Regions from separate parts of the Homo sapiens genome. Here region 2 is linked to region 1. A link is a contact called in ENCODE Hi-C or POLR2A ChIA-PET data. All regions are on one chromosome and are shown on one strand. The core of a region is the stretch at or near the end of the contact, and the rest is flanking DNA. Distances in the headings are between cores, read along the strand shown.

Region 1 (2,700 bases), core at 119-2,618:
AACACCTCTAGTCCCAGCCTGCATCAAATGCCCTCAGTTGCTTTGCCCTCTCACTGGAAGGAGCACTCCTTGAGGGCATGGTCTAGGTTCACCTTGTTCACAGACTTGCCCCCAACACCTCAAAAGGTGCCTGGCCGATAGCAGAACTCAATAATCACATGTTTGTTTCAATCTCTCTGTGCTCAAATGCCATATCCTACATTGAATCTAGAGCCACCCACCCCCTTTTAGACACTATTACAGCACTCAGCTTAACGTCTTCATGGAGCGAATCACTCAAAGTATCCTGTTTATTTGCTTGCTTACTTTTCATTCATTCAACAAATATTTTACTGGGCACTTATTATATGTCTTGTGCTTTGCCAGCACTTGGGGATATAAGAGAACAAAGAGGCAAAAATCCTTCCTTCCATTGGAGCTTACATTCAAGAGGGGAACTTGTACAATCAACAGAATAGAAAACTGTCTATAACCTGTGTGACACTCACTGATCAGCTCACTGGGGAATAACAAAATGGAGAAATGGGGCAGGGAGTGTGTGTGTGTGTGTGTGTGTGTATTTTAGGTGAGGTAGACCTTTGGGAAAAGGGGACATTTAAGCAAAGATTGGATAGCTGGGGGGCACTTGTCTGCACTCCCCCATTAGAATATAAATACCAACATGGCCACCACCTTCCCTTTCTCTGTGGCCTCTGTGTCTCCAGAATAGGCACATAGTAGATGCTCAATAAACATTCTTCAAAGGAAACAAAAAGAGGAGTATATGATTAGACCTTAAAGTAGACAGAAGGGAGATTTTTGTTTTTGTGACCACCCATTGATTAGCGAGAAAGTGGGAGGGACAGGGGCACTAAATTGAAGGGGTCGTGGGGAGCACATTTTGGTGGGGGCAGGTTAAGACTTACAGGATGGAGATCCTCACTGGATAAGGTCCCCTCCCCCTTCCCAGCCCCGAGCAAACCTAAGTTCTCCCTCTCCTAAGATTGTGCATGGTCCCTGCTGGTCAGCCAACCTGGCCCCCCTGAATCTCCCTCCACAGCCTCCCAGCTTCAGAGTTCAGCCATCATCACACTGCCTCCTTTTCTCCCGCACCCCTTCCCTCCTCACCTCCTTTCCTCCCGCCCCCGCCCCTTCCGCCTCCCGGAGGGGTGTCCCCGCGCCCGGTGGGCACGCCCTCGCCCCGGCGGAGAGGGCGCACAGAGGGGCCTGGGCCGGCGCGCCGGGGCCCCCGCCCCCAGCCCCTCTCCCCTGCGGGACGCTGTCCCTTTAATAGGCTCCCGCTGCCTGGCGCTCTGCGGCTGGGGAGTAAATTTCTCCCTGTCATCAGGTCGCGGGGAGAGGAGGAGGAGGAGGAGTTTGTTAATGTTCAGTTTGTTCAGCGGGATCGATGTTTGCTGGCATCGCCTCGCCCTGTCTTGTGTGTGTGTGCGAGGGTGTGTGTGTGTGTTTGTGTGTGTGTGCATATGTGGGGGGTGTGAGTGTGTGTGTGCGAGGAAGCGGGGGTGCGTGCGCGTGTGAGTGCGTGTGTGAGTGTCTGTGTGTGTGTCTGTGTGTGTGTGTGAGTGAGTGAATTCCAGATTTTCTGTCTTTCCAAAACCCGCTCCTGTCCTCTCGCATATCACTCACAGACGGGGATCTGACAGCAGCCACAAACCTACAGTGAGTGATCGCTCTCCCCCCGGCACGAATCCGCCATAGAGATCGGCGAGGAGGAGGAGGAGGAGGAGGAAGAAAAGAAGGAGGAGGTGGAGGAGGAGGTGGAGGAGGAGGAGGAGGAGGGAAAGAGGAGAAGGAAGAAGAAGAAAAAGAAGAAACCCACTACCTTCCCAGGATTGCCTTTTTTTTTTCCTTATCTTTACGCGCGAGTGTGCCTGTGGCGCGTGTGCGCCCCTCGTCCCTTCCATCCGAACCCGGGCTTGGATGTTTAATAAAGAAATCAAGTGTCTCAACAGTCACCAAAAAAAAAAAAAACCGCAAAAACAAAACCAAAAAAATTCCAAAAGCAAAAACAAAAAAGAGAGAGGAAAAAAAATTCAAAATAAACAAACAAACAAACAAGGCAGAACCAACCTCTACTTCAAAGCAGCCGGCACAAGCCACCCGTGTCTGCCACCCAGAGAGGGGGGTCTCTGGCCCGTGGTGGAGGAGTTGCAGGGGGGATCGTCAGGGGGACAGAGGCCGAGTGACGTCCTAGGAGCCACCGGGCAAGAGGCGGAGGAGACCCAGAGAGGCCAGAGAGACAGCGGGCCCCAGCGCGCGGCTCGGGGCTGGGGCGCCAGAAGTGGGACTGGAGCGAAGTAGAGGATGCCGAGGAGAAAACAGCAGGCACCCAAGCGGGCGGCAGGTAAGAGAAACGGCTCCGCTTCGGGGCTGCCCTGTGCGCCGAGCTCCTCGCCCGCCCTCCTTGCCCCTGGGTGCCCGGGGGCACCACCCACTTAAGCTTTCGGGGGAGTTTGCGCCGGGTGCCCTTCTAATAACCCCGTCCTCTCTCGCCTTCTCTGGTCTCCCAAATCCTCCCCTTCCAAGCTCCGGTTGGGTTGGGGTGAGCTATCCCACCAAGCCTTTCCTCCTTAAACTTTCTTTCCTCCACCCTCTACCCCACCCCTAACTTTCTTCCAGTCTGTTTCTTGCCTCTCGGGCCAAAGTCGGATTGAGGATTTGGGGTGCGGAGTAGGGAGACAGCCCCTCCACCCCTGCATC
Region 2 (2,700 bases), core at 143-2,642, 620 kb after region 1:
GTCCCAGAAGTGGCCTTTTCTAGCTCCTGTAACTAAACCTGGCGGAAAACTCCCTGCCTGCTCACCCCACCCCCACCCGCCCAAGAAAGCGCCTTCCCGTCTTCGGTGGCCCTACCCAGAATCCCAAAATGTGGGTTCCAACCCGGGCCCTGAACATCTTCTCAAACTCCCGGGACCCAGGTTCCGGCGCGCGCCCCGCGTGCCGGGTCTTGCCCCTCGGGCGGGACCGCCCAGGCAGCCCCAAATCCAGCCTCCCGGGCCCCCAGCAGCGCCCTCCGCCTCTCCACCATCCCGTCCGGCTCGCAGTCGGGGCCAAATCGAGAGACAAGAGGGCTGTGCCTGAAACTGAGCGGTTTCACCACTCGGCACCTCCTGGCAGAAACTTCCCTTAAAAAAAAAAAAAAAGAAAAGAAAAAAAAAAGCAGCAGCACTTTTGGGCTAGCATTTCAATCCTTCCTGCCCTTTAGAGTTCCCAGTTCTGCTTCCAGCTGGCTTTGGGTGTTCCACTAGAATTGAGTTGTAAAGATATTCTTTAAGTGTTTATAGAACATTAAGACTTAAAAAAATCTTTAAAATTAGAGGAGGGAAAAAAAAAGCCACCTTATCGCACACATCCAGGAAACGCAGCCCCGTGCATCCCTGTTCAGGGATGAGCAGGCGCCCCAAGACTCCCGGGGACAGATTTTTGGGCACCCGAGGGAGTCACGGGGCGCGCGTCGGGGTCCGCGGCGAGGCCCAGCCCCTCCCGCGGTCCCTTAGAGGCGCCCTCCGCCCGGCCCGAGTGGACCGTCCCGGCCATTGTTTACGGGGGGATGCCCGTCCGGACGCATTGTTTTGGCCGCTTCCAACTTGCCCCGGCCCTTCCCCGGGCATCGCGGGGGGACCCTACGCCGACGTTCCCCCTCCGCCCGCGCCCCAAGGGCCAACTGGGCAAATTGGGAGACCCGCCCCGCGGGGCGACCCAACTTTTCGGAACAGCCCCCCACCGCCCACCCCCGCAGACCCCCGCTCCCGGCGGAGATTCAGGGAACCCCGCACCCCAAGCCCCTCTGAATCGTGCGGCGTGAGTGTGACGGCCAAGAGCGGATGCAGCCCGGGATCGCCCGCACCTTCCCGCGGGCGGAAGCGCAGGAGCCGGCTGGGGAGGGGGCGCCCTAGAGGAGCGGATAGAAAGCTGAGACGGGGAACTGAGGTCATCCTGGGGGGGGACAAGACAACGAGAGCCGGGCGCCTCGGGGGCGGCGCGGGAGCCTCCGCAGGACCGGGCGGGCGCCCCGGCTGGCGCGGGCGGGGGGCGCGCCCCCTTTACCTGCGGCTCCGGCTCCTCGGCCATTTCCTCGCGCGGCGGCGGCCGGGACTGAGCTGACACCACTCGGGCCGGCCGGGTTTGAATGAGGAGGAGCGGGCGCGGAGGGGAGGGGGCGGGGAGGGCGGAGGGAGGGAGGGAGGCGTCGCGGAGTTTCTCTCAGCCTTTTGTGCGGACACCTCCCGGATTCCGCGCCCGCACCCGGCCCCCCAAAAGACACGGGGAGCCGCGGGCGAGGGGTGCAGCCATCCGCCGAGGAGCCTAGTGCCTTCGCGCCTCCAAGACCCCCCCCCAACAAAAAAGGAGCGTCCCCCACCCCCACCCCCGCCCGGAGAATATAGGGGCCGGGCTCACCTCGGGCGCGGGGCTAAGGTGAGCGGGGCGGGGGTGCGCACGGGGGCAAAGGCGCGGGCGCCCCCTACTCGTCCGCGCGGGGACAGTGCAGGCGCGGGGGGTCCCTAGAGCCGCCGGGGCGCGGCGCGTCCGGCGCTGGGGGACTGTTGGGTCAGAAAGTGTTCAGGGAGCAGCTGTTGCGCCCTCCCTCGGCCCCGCCGCTCGGAGACGCCCCGCCCCCTGCCTTCACCGGCCGCCCCGCCCCCTGCCTTCACCGGCCGCCCGGCCACGCCCCACACCGCCCCGGCCCCGCCCCAGCGCCCACGTGACTAGCATAGGCGCGCCCCTGCTCCGCCCCCCGCCGCCGACTCCGCCTCCGGGACGGGAGCGAGCGGCGAGCGCGCGCACTCCCAGTTCTCGCTCGGCGACTCCCGCGCACGCGCGCGCCGTGCCACCCTCCCCGCGCCCCCCGCCCCGCACCCCTCCTCCCGCCATCCGGCTTAACGTGGCGGGCGCGCGCCGCGGCGGTAGCCGTGACAGGTACCCGGGGAGGCCGGAGGGAGGGGGCCGCGAGGGTGTGCGCAGGCGCAGATCCGGCCCTGTCCCCGCCGCCCCCTCCTCTGCAAGGTGTGCGCGGGCGAGGGGAGGGGCCCGCGGCCCGAACCCCTGGGTCACCCCGAATTACAAACAAAAACCTTAACGCCGTTGCTCGCGGGTTAGAAGGCAGCTGTGCGCGAAAAACACCAAAGATTTTCTTCAAGCTTGAGGAAGGTCGAGAAGATAAACAGTTTTTAAATGAGTATCTTCAGAAAGCTATTTAATTGTTGTGATTTTTTTTTTTCTGAAAGGGCTGGGCTTGCGCTATTCTAACTTGAGATTTCTAAACTTAGCCTAGGTTCCAAGAATCTACTTGGTTTTGATAGAAATCCATTTGGAGGAAACCGGGGACAAAAAAAGGGACAAAAAAAAAAAAAAAAAAACCGCTACCCTTTCCCCTCCTCCCTACGCACAACTCATTTAAAGCGTTTCCCAAATGTTTTCTTTCCTTACTGAAAAAAAGG

Evidence for each region. A loop is a pair of places that touch in the nucleus more often than their neighbours do. ChIA-PET counts read pairs that join two places held with the same protein, here RNA polymerase II (POLR2A). Pooled maps may share reads with other maps.
Region 2: a loop to region 1 is called in a pooled map, with 5 times the contacts of the local background. The contact joins the promoter of ZNF217 here to the promoter of TSHZ2 in region 1. A Hi-C loop is called at or near these places in 7 of 50 pooled maps. POLR2A ChIA-PET finds 5 or more read pairs at or near these places in 2 of 52 experiments (GM12878 and activated naive CD4-positive, alpha-beta T cell).

Annotation. Positions count from the first base shown.
Region 1 is chr20:52,970,990-52,973,689 of GRCh38, forward strand. It overlaps TSHZ2 (teashirt zinc finger homeobox 2), which reads left to right and starts at 1,369. Exons shown (of 3, transcript NM_173485.6): 1 at 1,369-2,344. The coding sequence starts at 2,305.
Region 2 is chr20:53,592,447-53,595,146 of GRCh38, forward strand. ZNF217 (zinc finger protein 217) reads right to left here and starts at 1,393. Exons shown (of 6, transcript NM_006526.3): 1 at 1,310-1,393. RefSeq lists silencers at 104-343, 764-913, 1,404-1,483, 1,574-2,413.